2 separate regions of the Homo sapiens genome follow, and region 2 is linked to region 1. A link is an interaction called in ENCODE POLR2A ChIA-PET data of the cell type or tissue named here. Cell type or tissue: CD4-positive, alpha-beta T cell. All regions are shown on one strand. Each heading gives the region's core, and the rest is flanking DNA. Links, peaks and the distances in the headings are about the cores only. Region 1 overlaps BTG1-DT (BTG1 divergent transcript). Region 2 has its middle 77 kb from the start of BTG1-DT.

Region 1 (8,295 bases), core at 2,297-6,296:
AGACAAATGGGATTCAATTAAACTAAAAAGCTTAAAAGAAATAATCAACAGAGTAAAGAGACAATCTTTGGAATGGGAAAAATTATTTGCAAACTACGGATCTGACAAAAAGCTAATATCCAGAATCTACAAGGTATTCAAACAGCTCAACAAGGAAAAACCAAATAATTCCATTAAAAACTCGGCAAAGGTTGGGTGCAGTGGCGCATGCCTGTAGTCACAGCACTTTGGGAAGCCTAGGTGGGAGGATCCCTTGAGCCCAGGAGTTTGAGACCAGCCTGGGCAACATAGGAAGACCCCATCTCTACAAAATAAAAATACAAAGAATTAGCCAGGTGTGGTGGCGTGCACCTGTAGTCCCAGCTACTTGAGAGGCTGAGGAAGGAGGATCACTTGAGCCTAGGAGGTTGAGGCTGCAGTGAGCCGAGATCTTGCCACTGCACTGGGTGACAAAGCAAGACCCGTCTCAAAAAAAATGAAAAAAAAATAGTGCCAGGCACAGTAGCTCACGCCTGTAATCCCAGCATTTTGGGAGGCTGAGGCAAGTGGATCATCTTAGGTCAGGAGTTCAAGACCAGCCTGGCCAGCATGGCAAAATCCCATCTCTACTAAAAATACAAAAATTAGCCAGGCATGGTGGTGGGCACTTGTAGTCCCAGCTATTCAGGAGGCTGAGAGGCAGGAGAATTGCTTGAACCTGGGAGGCGGAGGTTGCAGTGAGCTGAGATTGCGCCACTGCATTCCAGCCTGGGCGACAGAGCGAGACTCCATCTCAAAAAAACAAAAGTGGGCAAAAGAAAAAGACATGAGCAGGGAACATCAGGATAAATAGCTAATGCATGCTGGGCTTAACACCTAGGTGATAGGATGATCTGTGCAGGAAACCACCATAGCACACGTTTACCTATGTAACAAACCTGCATATCCTGCACATGTATCCTGGAACTTAAAATAAAATAAAATAAAAATAAAAAGACATGAACAGACAGTTTGCAAAAGAAGACAAACAAGTGGCCAACAAACATATTTAAAAAAAGCTCAATATCACTAATCAGAGAAATGCAAATTAAAACCTCAATGAGGTATCATCTTTCACCAGTCAGAATGGCTATTATTGAAAAGTCAAAAAACAACAGATGTTGGCAAGGACATGGCGGAAAGGGAATGCTTATACACTGTTAGTGGGAATGTAAATTTGTGTAACCTTTATGGAAAACAGCATGGAGATTTCTCAAATAACTAAAAGTAAAACATTTGGTTTGGTAATCCTACTGCTAAATATGCAGCCAAAAGGAAAGAAAGTATTACATCAAAAAGATACCTTCACTCATATGTTTATTGTAGCACTATTCACAACAGCAAAGATATGGAATCAACCTACATGTCCATCAGTGAACGAATAAAGAAAATGTGGCATATATACAATATGGAATATGACTCACCCATAAAAAGAATGAAATCATGTCTTTTGCAGCAATGTGGGTGAAATTGGAGGTCATTATCCTCAGTGAAATTGCTCAGAAATAGGAAGTTAAATACCACATGTTCTCATTTATCAGTAGGAGCTGAACAATGGGTACACATGGACATAGAGAGTGGAATAATAGACATTGGAGACTCCAAAAGGTAGGAAGGCTGAAAAATTACCTATTGGGTACAATGTTCACTACTCAGGTGATGGGCACACTAGAAGCCTAGACTTCACCATTATGCAATATCTATATGTAAGAAATCTGTATTTGTACCCTCTAGATATATAAACATTGACAAAATTTAAATGTAAAAAAATTTTCAGAATTGAATAGTTGTGACAAAGCTCCTCTGGTCCACAAAGTCAAAAAGTATGTACTGCCTGGCCCTTTATAGAACAAGTTTTGACCATTACTGATCTAGATTTCTGGGGCTTCAAGTACAGTGTTATTGAATATTTGAGCAGATCTAAAGGGATGCAGCCTTGCATTCTTAAGGGATCCAGTCTTACTTATAGATCTTCTCATATCTCTCCTGAAAAGCAAATAAGGGACAGATCTTCACCTTCAAATTTTCATAACATTAGAATGCTTTGTCCCCATTGCCCCTGGTGCTTAATGAGTGTTTTTGTTTGTTTGTTTGTTTTTGAGACAGAGTCTTGCACTGTCACCCAGGATGGAGGGCAGTGGCACAATCTCGGCTCACTGCAACCTCTGCCTCCCGGGTTGAAGCGATTCTCCTGCCTCAGCCTCCTGAGTAGCTGGGATTACAGGCATGCACTAATTTTTTGTTTTTACTAGAGACAGGGTTTCACCATGTTGGCCAGGCTGGTCTTAAACTCCTGACCTCAAGTGATCAGTCTGCCTCAGCCTCCCAAAGTGCTGGGATTACAGGCATGAGCCACCACGCCCTGCCGAGTGAGTGTAACTTTTAACAGGCAAATTTGATCATGTCATTCCTTGGTTTAGAACTCTTGGATAACTTCTTCCTCATTCTTTAGATATGATGAATATCTTAAATACAATCACAAGGTGCCTCAGATTCTGATCTCACATAGTTTTCCAGCCTTATCTTTGGTGTCTCTCGTTTTATTCTCTTCACTAAGAGATCAAAAACTTCTGCTCTGAACATACCTCTGTCCCCTTTGAACACTTGTTTTCTTAGTCTCAACAGCAGCTCTTATTCTGCCACCCTCCATCCAGGTTAATTCCAACTCATCCTTCAGTAAAAATCACTGTTTTAGGAAAGACTTCTGTGAGGTCCCTCTGCCCTGTCCCTATCTAGGTTACACTTTCATAGCTGCTCTATTTTTCTCCCATAGCAGTTTTCAGAATAGCAAATATGTACTTGTTTATGCTATTTGCTTAGTTTTGTCTTTCTACTAGATTCCATAAAGTGTAGGACAGATTTTTTCTGTAAGCGGATGTAGCTCCAGTGCTTAGCCAGTACCTGATACATAGCAGACAGTCAAATTCATGGAATGTATTTATTAACAACTAGAACACTTACACATCAGACATTTTGCAGTAAACTTGTACTCAGTAGTTATTGGGAGAGTCAAATTAAGAGTGAGTGACCTGGGCCGGCACGGTGGCTCACGCCTGTAATCCCAGCACTTTGGGAGGCCGAGGCAGGTAGATCACCTATGGTCAGGAGTTTGAGACCAGCCTGACCAACATAGTGAAACCCTGTCTCTACTAAAAATACAAAAATTAGCCGGGCATGGTAGTGTGCGCCTGTACTCCCAGCTACTTGGGAGGCTGAGAGAGGAGAATTGAACCTGGGAGGCAGAGGTTGCAGTGAGCCGAGATTGCACCACTGCACTCCAGCCTGGGTGACAGAGCGAGACTCCATCTCAAAAACAACAACAACAACAAAAAAAAAAAAAACTGAGCAACCTGAAGCATGAATGTCTTACAAAATTATGTGAAGTTGTTCCTTCTATCAAGATCTAATTATGAAGTGATCCACTAACTCGAGTGTAATGCTAATATGTGTTTTTCTTTTGATAGTTTCTTTTTTCTTTTTTTTTTTTTTAAGAGAAGGCCATATGCTTTATTGCATTTCTTTTTTCTTAATTGATATCAGGAAGCTCAAAAATAAATTTATTGTTTATTTATAGCAATGCTCTCCAAACCCACATTTCTTGTAAAATTTCTTCCTATCTTATTTACACAGCTTATTAGCCTTTTTGTTTATTTTTAAATCTGTAAAGTATTTGCTTCATAGCCTGGGTAACATGGTGAAACCCCATTTCTATTAAAAATACAAAAATTAGCTGGGCATGATGGCATATGCCTGTAGTCCCAGCTACTTGAGGGGGCTGAGGTAGGAGGATCAAAAAAGTATTTGCTTCATATTTAGTCACCTCAAGTTTTTTGTTTTTGTTTTTGTTTTTGTTTTTAGAGATAAGATCTCACTATGTTGTCCAGGCTGGTCTCAAATTCCTGGGCTCAAGCAATCCTCCTGCCTCAGCCTCCCAAAGTGCTGGGATTACAGGGGTGAGCCACTGCACCCGGCCACATAAGCCACATAATTGTATCTTGATTCTGTTTAAGACTCATTCTTCTCATCAGATTAAGTCCAGAAAAGCATATAAATAGCACTTCTTTGGCCATATCTGAACAATTGGTAAGGATGGAAGCTACAGCTGGTCTCAGAGGTTCTAAGGGTCCTGATTGAAATTCTATGACTGTCTTGCTCATGGGGGAGAGGAAAGGGTTAGGTGTGATGTCCTAGAAGTTAATGGTTTTTTTTAAGTTAGCAAAATAAACTGAAGCCAGTTATCCACTGCTTATGAAATGTAAATAGCATATTAATATACTATGGCTGCAACTTGACAACACTATTTTCTGTGCCAGACCTGCAAGGCGCAGCCTTATGTGTGTGCATCCAGTTTGAGGCTAGGACCTCCTAGGCCACTTCTTGCTTCTCTGGTAGGCTGGTTTTCAAGTTACTTCTCCTGCCTCCTTAAGTACATCAGGCTGGGGAGAGGAGGTGAACTAAGAGTTCATCAGTTTAGGAGGAGGGGGAATTTAATCATAAGTTTGCCTTTTCTTCAGATGATTAAACAATGAGTGTTTATGAAATCAAGAAAAATGTTTTTCCCCCAGAGTTTTCTTTTCAAAGATTTCTCTGTGCACTCTGGCTAATTTAAAAAGAGCCCCATAGGGTGCTTATTTTTGCACACATATATTGCCAGAGTAGTTCCTGTTTTGGTTTAAATGTGTTCCTTCTTTTTAGTCAGATGAAAGAGAACTTTCTTTAAAAAGAACTTGTCTGCTGATCGTGTTTGTTAGAATTAGCCTAAATAAAGCTTCCGTTAAGAGCTTAACTGTTTAGTTAAATCCTCTTGGCTAAATTATCTGGCGAATATTTGTCCTTGGACGATGTAACCACAGTCCGCTCATTACTCTCTTTCCAACCTGAAATGTGTGTCTCTCCCTCTCCTGAGGATACTAGGAAGTGAGTGTCTTGAGGAAGAAACTTTCCCTCTCATTCAGTTAACTTATTCCTTGTGCAGTTGGATGTTGGGGTGTGGGTGTTTGAAATATGCTAGGCACCACAAGTGAGCACGATTAATTCTGCATCAGGTAAGGGGCTAGGAGGGGACTGCCTAGGTTAAGCCATAAAGAAATGACATCTTGAAGGCATTAGATAAGAGAGAAGAATGTTTGAAAGGGAAAGGCCATGGAAAGAAGTGGAAATACTCTTCAAAAGTCTGTCGAGGTCAGCCTGCCATGCAACTATAAAATTAAGCTTTCCTGATAGATAATTTTTCTCAGGAGAAAATTCTAGGAAGATACAACTGCAAAATAGATAAGTAAATAAATAGTGAATTATTGATACATGATAAACATGGATGAATCTCAAAAACATTGTGCTAAGCAAAATAGGTCAGACACAAGAGACCACTTATTATATGACTTTATTTATATGAAATTACCAGAAAAAGCAAATCTATAGAGACAGAAAATAGACTAGCAGTTTCCTGGGGGCGAGGTGGGTGTGGAGGTGGGCGGCGGTGGGGGCAGGGGGCAAGGTGAAATTGTATCAGAGGTTATGAAAATGTTCTGAAACTGATTATAGTAATGGTGCATAACTCAGTAAATTAAAAATCCTTGAATTGCACACTTGAAATGGGAGGATTTTATAATATGTAAAATATATCTCAATAAAGCTCCTTAAAAAAAGGCAAGAACATCATCTGTTCAAAGGGACTAAGGATAGAACTTTTTGAGTATAAAGATAGAAGTTCTCTTAACTATTACAATCTCCCATCATCTAAATAGTGTACAGACAGCTTTGTTTCTACAAGGGAGAAAACCAAGAAAAGAACCATTCCTTGAGTACTCTAATGGTTTATCTTTTACTACTGTTTCATTTTTTAAATCTACTTGTGAAATAAGCAGTAGGGTCAGACATTAAAAACAAACGACAACAAAAAAACACATGGCAACCATTCTTTGAGTTTGATGATCAGCATTACAGTTAAAATTCAAATTGGCTTTCAGAAGATAATATTTTCTACATTTTGCTTGATGAAAGGTTTAAATAAAAACCATGCAAATATGGAATGTTTTTAACGCATGCTTTAATGCTAATAAAAGGATGCTTTGCTTTCATATTTTAGGGCCAAAGGGAAAACTTTCACTTTGCCCTCTGAAGGTTCACTGAAAATTTGGCAACAGGTAGAACAGGAGACTAGGTATGCAAACTTATTAATATGCATGGGGAGGAAATCACAGAGTAATTGCCCTAATACCCAGTGTGGTACTGTTTCAGAAAAAATTCTGAAACCATGTTTTTTCTCTGCTCTTAAGCCAACACAATAACAATCAACACAGAAGACTTCTGTGACCCCAAAATATGTGGGAATTTCTCTCCACCACCAACCAACCAATCACTTCTGCAGTGAACACAAAAGGGTGTCCTCCAATTCAATTCCAGTACTATCTACCTGGAGATCATGTCAGATCCCACATGTTGAGGGCTCAGACCCCAAAACTGCCCACCACCCCAAACACCAGTAGCAAGCTCAGGCCTCTGGAACTTCTTTTTCTTTCTTCCTTTTTTTTTTTTCTCTTCATTATCTATGCATCAAGAAGCAGGCCTCTGGAACTTCTTTTTCTTTCTTCCTTTTTTTTTTTCTCTTCATTATCTATTCATCAAGAAGCAGGCCTCTGGAACTTCTGGTCTACTGGCTTCAAGTTGGGATTCCGAAGACCTCCTCTCTAGGCGGGTGAGGTATACCCGCATGGAATTTCCATTTCCTCGTTGGGCCCACCACCCTCCAGGAAACTCCGTATGTTCAGCTATCTGGAAGCTCTTTGAACCCTGTCCTTTTGGGTTTCTATGGCGGCCTCATTACATAAGCATGATTGATTAACCCATTGGCCACTGGTGAGCAAGTGGACCTTCAGCCCCTTTCCTCTTGGTGGAAGTTGGAAGGTAGGGCTGAAAGTCCCAACCCTCTAATCATGCTTTTGGCTTTCAGGTGACCAGTCTTACTCTGAAGCTATCAGTCTACTTTAGCATACAAAAAGAAAGAACTTTGGAGATTCCAAGGATTTTAGGGGTTGTATGCCAGGAAGCAGGAGGGAAACCACATGTATATTTCAGAATATCACAGATTCAGACACTTATATACCCTTTTTCAAGGGGAGATGGGGAATGTATATAATTGTTGTGATAGGTATTAAGTCATTAGGGAGAATGGATAGATTAGGGAGGCTGAAGGCAGACATTATGGGAAGGTGAGGAGTGGAGCTGGGCAAGAACAACCATTGTCATATTTCACAGATAGAGTCCCCCAGGTAATTTCTTGGAGCTGCACTCAGAAGAATAGATGAAAAATCTGTCTTAGCATAGTAACTCCAGTCTCTGCTCTTCTCTGGTGGTTGCTCTTTCCTGGTTATTTGACCAGATTTCTTGGAAGGGAGTATTAAGACAACTGCACTTAAGCTCTCTTAGTCAGATAAGGACATTCCAGAGTCTCTCTTGGTGCTTTGGGAAAGAGGATATGAGAGGCAGGGAGAAAGGAGAAAGGTCACAGAGAGACCGTGGTTCTGAGGCTAATTTTTCAGGACTTTCAATTTCCAAAGCAGTCAGTATGGCAAAGTGTCATATTTTGGGGAATTGTTTTCTTCGACCCAACAACATTCAACCACATCAGATTGTGAATACAGCTCTCCCTGGGTATCCTCAGAGAATTGGGTCCCTGACCTCCAAGGATACCAAAATTCAAAGATGCCCCAGTCCTTAATATAAAATGGCATAGTATGTGCATACAACCTATGCACATCCTCTTGTATACAGTCATGCATTGCTTAAAGTTCTAAGAAATGCGTCAGTAGGCGATTTCATCATGTGCAGACATCATAGAGTGTGTTTACACAAAGTTAGATGGTAGAGTCTGCTACACACCTAAGGCATATGGTATATGGCCTATTGCTCCTAGGCTACAAACCTATGCATCATGTTAAGGTACTGAATATTGCAGACAATTGTAACACAATGGTATTTGTGTATCTAAACATAATGATATTTATAAGACGAACTGTAAAATTACGGTATTATAATTTTAGGGGAAGAATCTTCTTACAAGTGGCCTCTAATTAACTGAAATGTCATTATGCAGCTCATGACTGTAATTTAAATCATCTCTAGATTGCTTACAATACTTAATAAAATGTAAATGCTATGTAAAGAGTTTTTATACTGTATTTTAAAATTTTGTATTATTTTTATTGTTGTATTATTTTTTTTTGTTTTGTTTTTTCAGAATATTTTCCTTTTCTTTTCTTTGTTTTTGAGACAGGGTCT
Region 2 (8,295 bases), core at 2,058-6,057, 64 kb before region 1:
AAGAAAAGAAGTTCAATTGGCTCATGGTTCTGCAGGCTGTACAGGAAGCATAGCTGCACCTGCTTCTGAGGAGGCCTCAGGCAGTTTTTACTCATGGTGGAAGGCGAAACAGGAGCAGACACTCCATGAAGAAAGCAGGATCAAGAGAGAGAGGGGAGGCGCCACACATTCTAAAATGATCAGATCTGGTGAGAGCTCACTCACTATCACAGGGACAACACCAGGGAGATGGTGCTAAACCATTCATAAGAAATCCACCCCCATGATCCTATCACCTCCCACCAGACCCCACCTCCAACACTGGGAATTACATTTCAACATGAGATTTGAGCAGGACATCCAAACCGCTCTAAACCTCTAAAGAGCTGAGCAAATTTCTAGGCACATAATAAGTGCTCAATACATTTTAGCTATTCTTTAGATCATTTTGGGTTCTAGCTATATAACCTTTGTTTTTATGCGAGAGGGAGACAGTGTTTACATCTCATTGCTCTCTGAGTAGGTTCATTAACAACAGCAAAAACAACGACAATAAAACACTTTATGGAGCTACCAATCGTTTTTTTCCTTATCAAAAAATTTATTTCCTAGTAGCAAAGTCACTGTTCACTTACTATTGCAGAAGAAAAATGACTTTAATCTCAAAGGCAACATTAAAAATAGGAAAAAAGAAAACGAATCAATAAAGGCAAAGGTCATAGAAACAGATGATTTGAACAGAAAGCTATGTTACTGAGCATTGGGGTTACATACACAGGCTGAAAAAATATGCAGCTAAGCAGGACATCTGGAAGAGAAATTACATGATTTGCATTTTGATATTTAACAATTTTGCATGTCAAACTTTTAAAAGAAGCTGTGTAACTGAAAAGGCTTGAAATAAAGAATTATGTCCAGTGATTTCATCTTCCAGCAATGTGTTTTCTTTCCACAGGAGCCAGATTACATACTCACATGCAAACATACACACACACACACACACACACACACACACACACATGCTCCACCATACCCTGAATCAGTTATAGTCTCCACTATGGAGAATGTGGAGATTGCTTCAAGAAAAAATATCTAGGTGATAAGGCTTATGAGCGTTGGAGTGAGCATGTTATTCCTTATTACTCCTGTTAATCACCAGATATGGCTAGTATCAATCATCATAAAACATTTGTTTTATTCATTTTCAGGATTTTTTAAATAATTATTTTATATAGGAAGAAGTTACCAAAATTTATCACTTAGGGCAACAGCTTTGAAAGAGTTTTTATCACTATATCCAATAAAGAATGCATTTCATTGCAATCCAGATGTTCTATTTTATTTCTTTTCTTATTTTTATTTTTTTTTTAGATACAGGGTCTTGCTATGTTGCCCAGGCTAGACTCCGTGGCTATTCACAAGCACCATCATAGATCATTGCAGCCTCGAACTTCTAGACTCAAGCAATCCTCCCCACTCAGCCTCCCAAGTACCTGAGACTACAGGCACACACCACTGCACCCAGCTCCTATTTCTTTTTTTTATTTTTTAATGTTGGTTGTGATCTACTAAATTTATTTTCACAGTCCACTAATGGGTCATGACCCACTGTTTGGAAAACACTGTCTTAGTGTGTTTTGTTTAAACTTTCCCACTGAAGTATCCTGAGCAGCAGGGGAGTGGGAAACTGTGAGATGGGGGCAGGTTTGAGAGAGGGACTCAGAAGGCCAGCTTCAAGTGAAAAATTTATTTGAAGTTTCTTTATTTCACCATTAAAATGTACTCGTCTTTATCCTTAGACAGCAAACAGGACCATTAGTTTTCTTTAAAAGGTTTTAAATCTCCCATTTCAATAAGAAGATGCTCTAGGGACACATGCTGTGTTATTGTGGGGCTACCTCTCCTGCTGCCTGCTACCTGGTGCTGCAGAGGGTATGCATGCAGCAATCTGCAAAGCAGGCCATCTTGGATGATAAATTGACCTCTAGATAGTATGGGAGCTTACTGTGGTCTCATGGCTGCCTGACAATTATTCAGCACAGGTCCTGTGGACGATCTCACCAGGATGAGACATTACTCTTTCGTCAACATGGCATGTCTGATTATGAGCCCTGTGCCTTTTTCTAGCATTTCTGGATCTGATGGCTGGAAAGGTGAGTTTCTAACTTGATGACTCAGACCCTCATTAACCCGAACCACACATGCAGGGCCTCCAGGCAGCCCGCTATCACAGAAAGTGCACAGATAGTGCTAACGAGGTCACCCTGCAATGGACTGCAAAGAGTTGGTAATCATGAGCCAGATGATGAATGTGGAGCCATGGAATCCATCATTTTGAAGGGAGAACACGTTAATTCTTCTCTTTCCATGCAATTGGCTTGACAACAGCTTGACATCATCCTTCCCCTGAGTCACTGAGACAGAGCATGCCAGAATAAAAATAGAGAAAAGGAGTAAATAAACAAAGGGAGGGAGAGCCTTTTACATTTTTAAGCACTTCCTTTTCCTACTTGGTATCAAAGCATACCAGTGGCTGGATTGGGATCCAAAGATGAGATTAAATGTTGCTACTGTGTTCTCTCAAAAAGAAAGTCTCAGAAAATTCAAACTTTTCCTTTGCAAAATGACATCAAGAAATGTGGGATTAGGTATATGCATTAAAAACAACAGGCAATTAGGAGATATACCTAATGTAAATGATGAGTTAATGGGTGCAGCACACCAACATGGCACATGTATACATATGTAACAAACCTGCACGTTGTGCACATGTACCCTAGAACTTAAAGTATAATTAAAAATATATATATAGAGATATATAAACAGGCAAACAAAATAAACAAAAAACCCCAATACAAACCCAAGAAAGAAGTCTTTGATAAAACTATAACTATAGATAGTTACGTAAAAGAGCTTAGGCAAAGAGCTTTGTTTTATAAACTCAGTGGAAGATTGTTGCAATAAAACCACTAAATGTTAATATAAACTTTGTCTCTCTCTCTCTCTTTTTCAGCTACTATGCTACCTATTGTCTCCATCCATAAACCAGACCCTGTAACTAAGGTAGATTTAATCAGAACGCCTTATGGTAGTGGAAAAAAAAAAAGGATCCTACAATTTGAAAAGCTGAGCCTCTGCTTTATTTTTCTTTTGACACAGGGTCTCGCCCTGTCACACAGGCGGGAGTACAGTGGCACAACCATGGCTCCTTACAGTCTCAACCCCCTGGGTTCAAATGATCCTCCCACCTCGGCCTCTCGAGTAGCTAGGATCATAGGTTTGTGCCACTGTGCCCAACTAATTTTTTATTTTTATTATTTGTAGAGATAGGGTCTTGTTTTGTTGCCGAGGCTGATCTCAAACTTCTGGGCTCAAGCAATCCTCCTGCCTTGGCCTCCCAAAGTGCTGGGATTACAGACATGAGCCACTGTGCCTGACTGAGCCTCTTCTTTTTCAAGGTACAAGTAGTTTCCTTTATTTTGAGATGAAAATAATATAGTACATGTGTGGAAATCTGGACTTTGGAAAGTTGAACACTGTGTTTCCCTGGCTGAAAATATAGTAATAAATGTCAAGTCAAAGAAATTGTTTCAGGCAGAAACAGCCACTATAATAATATTTAATTATCTTCAGGAAAAAAAGAAATACTTAGTTTGGCTGCAGAATTTAAACATAAAGCTATAAAATTTGGGACATGAATCTCATTGCCTTCTGGGACATTTATGACTGTCAGACATACTTAAATCATGGATTCAAAATGTATAATCAAAATATTTCACCTGACAGTTGTTTCTTAAAAATATATATACGTCAAATAAAAAGGTCAAATCAGATAGCAAAACTATCTTGTTAAAAAGCTAAAAATATTGTTGGATGATATAAGCATGCTATTGGATGACATGAAATATAGTGAGATGATATGAAAATACTGAAGCTTATAAAATGCAGGTTGGGGTTTTTTTTAGGCATCATGACTACAGGTATGGTGAAGAAAATGTTATTTTTGCTTTTTTATCCCAACTCATTTCTATGTAGGATCTCCCATCTGGCTGGAAAGCCTGTCAGCCATTACCAGCCACCTACTGAGGATTTAGTATCTAGAACGTAACTAAGTAACTGAAGTCTGTACAGATTACTGGTGTATGCAGTAAAGACTGATTTATAGCAAATTATCAGGGATATTAGCATATCCTAGAAATCATCGTGACAACATTTTAAAACATATGTCGTTTTTAACTTTTATATAACATATTCTCATATATTCATTAATTTTATCCCTACAACAATGATGTGAAACAAGAAATATCACTTCCTCTGTTTTGTTTGTTTTGTTTTGTTTTGTTTTGTTTGAGACAGGGTCTTGCTCTGTTGTCCAGGCTGGAGTGCAATGGTGTGATCTTGGCTCACTGCAACCTCCGCCTCCCAGGCTAAAGTGATCCTCCCACTTCAGCCCCCCAAGTAGCTGGTACTACAGGCATATGCCACCATGCCCAGCTAATTTTTTTGTTGTTGTTGTATTTTTGTCAAGATGGGTTTTCACCATGTTGGCCAGGCTGGTCTCAAACTCCTGGACTCAAGCAATCTGCCCGCCTCAGCCTCCCAAAGTGCTGGGATTACAGACATGAGCCACCCTGCCTGTTCTGTTTTCCATATTTTCAATAAAGGAATTGAGGGACAGAGCTGTGCTGTACCCCAGGCTAGTGGATGTCCCCTTTTACAAATTCTCATAGCACATGAATCTTTCCTTTATCACTTACCAGAATAATTAATTAATAATAATTAATATCTCTACTGTGAATTTCCTGAGATCAGGGACCTGTTCCTTTGTTTATCACTAAATTTCGAGCACTTAGTCCAAAGCCTGGCACAGAAGGGGTGCCCAAAAAAGATTTGACAATTGAATGAACGTGCAGGTCACATTTTCTCAAGTCTCACAAGAAATAACAAGCAGATTTGTGCATGAGTATAATTTGAATCTAAATCTAAATTCTTTGCTAACCAGCCTCCAGAAAACTTCTCATTCAACCTTGGGCAGCATCTCTAGAAGAGGGGTGCACATTGTATGTTGCCCACAAATGTTTCACCATCTGTCGTGTTGGATTTGAATATGTATTTGCACTTCCATTCTGTTTAATCCCTTGTTCAAGGAGACCTACCCATGGCATACTCTGGCCTTCTAATTGGTCCTTGGGAATTCTTTCTTTCTTACCTTGTCCCTGTAGGGTAACCTTGCTCTATTGTCAGGAAACTCCATTATGGAGGCATTGTGGGAAATATAAAAGTAAAATGCACTGTTGCTGTTTACCGCAGTTGTCTTGGCCGTTTTTATTCTCTTCAAGCTCTGATTTCATAATTCCACGTCTTGGCACATAACTACATCTCTTAGTGTGCTGTATGATATATGATTATTTCTGTGTAATTTTCTACAAAGACATTTTAGCTATTTCAAAATAGAAAAACTTACTTCTTGCTTGCCCATAGAACCACTCCTTGAAATGATTTTCCAATGTTTCTAACTATGGATTTTTCTGATAAAAAGCTGGTGATAGGAAACAGTTAATGGTTACAGTTAAATCTATGAAAACTTAGCATGCAGGTGAAAGATGAAACGGCAAGCTGTCTTTTGGCATTATTCGTGGGGCTCCTTGGCTAGGATTTAGAATAAGAATGGACTTTTTTATTAGAGGAAATCTCATTTATTTTCTTTCTTTAACAATGGAAATAGTGGTTCCCTTTAGCTAGATAAATAACTTTAGAGAAAAATGAGAAAGGAGTTCTCAAAGTTTATAGTTTAATATCATCTGATGGCATGTAAGTGTCATCATTGAAGACAGGATTTAATGTTGAACCATGTATTAATCCACGTTCTGAGGCTGTTATATGATTTTGATGTTCTATAAAACTAAAATTATAATTGCTGATAGCCTGAGACACTGTCTTCATTGAGTTACTAGCAATAAGGTATAGTTTGGCAAAAAGTTCTTCATGCATGTTTTATTCTTTTATTTCAACTTTTCTCATAAAATAATTTACCCAATTCTCTTTTCTTATGTCTAATGAAATCTGTATTTTTAGTTAATACATACCAAAAACCTGGCTGCGGGCAGTGGCTCATGCCTGTAATCCCAATACTTTGGGAGGCCGAGGTGGCTGATCGCTTGAGCCCAGGAGTTTGGGACCAATCTGGACAACATGGCAAGACTTCCTTTCTACAAAAAATAAAAAAATAAAGAAGTGTGTGATATTTTAGGTCCTGAGTAGATGAGTCTGATTTATGGCATTCCCCAGGCTGTCAGGACTGAAATGAAAGGTGATCTTTAGCACTGAAAATGCTGAAAATTATGTCAAGCCTAGACTTAGCATCTGGCATAACTGGTCTCTCTCAACTCAACAATCCCTGTTGATACTGCTCCTAGGGCTATTAAAATCAAAGATCATGGCACTGACTCCATTAAAATCCTTTATTAGGATCAGCAGCGTAGAGCACATACCCATCAGAATGCTACTCACCACCCTTCCTAAGAACATGCTGACCTCTCTTTACCTTCCCAGTTTCCTTTTCTACCACCCCTCACTTTGAATACAATGTCCCAGCCCAAACAAACAATTTTGATTCCCTGAGCACACGGTCCTTTGGTTTCCACGTCTTCTCATGATGGTCCTGGACCATCCCTCCCACTGATGATACACCTATCATCACCTACCTCCTTCTGATCTGTATTCAACTATTCTCCCATTAAATAACAGCCTCTGCCTTCTCTCTCAACAATCCTTTCTTGATTCCTCAATTCTTGAGTAGATCACGTTCTTCCCTTTCCTCTCTACTTAGTACTACCTACCCTAATGATTTATTTTTAACTTTCTGTAAAGATAGGGTTCCAAAGTGCTGGGACCATTTATCCCACCTGCTAATGCTTTACAGCTTCATACATATCTCTATTACAGCTTTTTTTTTTTTTTTTTTTTTTTTTTTTTTGACGGAGTCTTGCTCTGTCACCCAGACTGGAGTGCAGTGGCACAATCTCAGCTCACTGCAAGCTCTGCCTCCCGGGTTCATGCCATCCTCCTGCCTCAGCCTCCCGAGTAGCTGGGACTACAGGCGCCCGCCACCACGCCCGGCTAATTTTTTGTATTTTTAGTAGAGACGGGGTTTCACCATGTTAGCCAGGATGGTCTCGATCTCCTGACGTCGTGATCCACCCGTCTCGGCCTCCCAAAGTGCTGGGATTACAGGCGTGCGCCACCGCGCCCGGCTATTACAGCATTTTTTGCACTCTGCTTTAATTATTAATTTGTCCTGCTCCCCAACTTGTCTCTTATAAATGTGAGTAAAAGGCTGTGCTTATTCATCCTTTGTCTCCCCAGTGAAAGACTACTCAGCACTGAGTAGTCACTCAAAAACTATTTCGTGAATTAGTCTATATTTTTACCATCAAGGCCAAAATACAAAAAGCATTTTTACAAAACTGGAGCTGGGACAACCTGACCTATAAAACAGCATAGGAGCCAGCACCAGTAATCTCAACACTTTGGGAGGCTGAGGTGGCAGGATCATTTGAGACCAGGAGTTTGAGACCAGCCTGAGCAGCATAGCAAGACCCCTGTCTCAATTAATAATAAGTAAAGACTTAGCCAGGCATGGTGGTGCATGCCCCAACTCTTTAAAAAGAGAGAGAGAGAGACAGAAAGAGAGAGAGAGAAAGGGTAACATTTGAATAAAAACTCAGTGGTGGGGCCAGGCACAGTGGCTCACATATGTAATCCCAATACTTTGAGATACTGAGGTGGGCAGATCGTTTGAACCCAGGAGTTCAAGGCCAGCGTGGGCAACACGGTGAAACCCTGTCTCTACAGAAAAATACAAAAAAATTAGCTGGGTGTGGTGGTACATGCCTGTGGTCACAGCTACTGGGAAGGCTAAGGTGGGCATATCTATCACTTGAGCCCAGGAGGTTGAGGCTGCAGTGAGCCAAGATGACCCCACTGCACTCTATCCTGGAGGACCAAGTGAGACCCTGTCAAAATAAATAAATAAATAAATAAATAATAAAAACCCTCACAGGTGGAATGGGTCATCCATTCACCATACATAGAGAGTGAATTGGACAAAGAAAAAGAAAGAGAAACTTTTTGCTTTTCTATAGCTGTGATCAGATTTCGTATCTCCATCATGAACCCTAACTCCAGTGAGAGATGAGGTGACAGATTTTAAATTTACCAAATAATGGTGTCTCAATGTTTCCATTTGAATAATCTCTTTTGAATGACTCACAATATTTCAGATAATTGCTCAGCTTTCTAGGTTTTGCTTTCCTT

What was found. ChIA-PET counts read pairs that join two places held together with the same protein. Peaks named below come from ENCODE experiments on the same cell type or tissue, not always from the same donor. Only the 100,000 strongest peaks of a DNase experiment are listed, where the experiment ranks them.
Region 2: POLR2A ChIA-PET joins it to region 1 with 5 read pairs; 22 of 35 experiments call an interaction of 5 or more read pairs at or near these places.

The regions. Positions count from the first base shown.
Region 1 is chr12:92,155,464-92,163,758 of GRCh38, reverse strand. The region is part of intron 2 of BTG1-DT (BTG1 divergent transcript); the gene reads right to left. Among named protein-coding and RNA genes, the nearest start is that of BTG1-DT, 14 kb to the right of the region's middle. In CD4-positive, alpha-beta T cell, for the core only: no CTCF peak of the experiment used is centred there; no DNase peak of the experiment used is centred there; H3K27ac peaks cover 1,401 bases.
Region 2 is chr12:92,218,886-92,227,180 of GRCh38, reverse strand. No RefSeq gene overlaps it. Among named protein-coding and RNA genes, the nearest start is that of BTG1-DT, 77 kb to the right of the region's middle. In CD4-positive, alpha-beta T cell, for the core only: no CTCF peak of the experiment used is centred there; no DNase peak of the experiment used is centred there.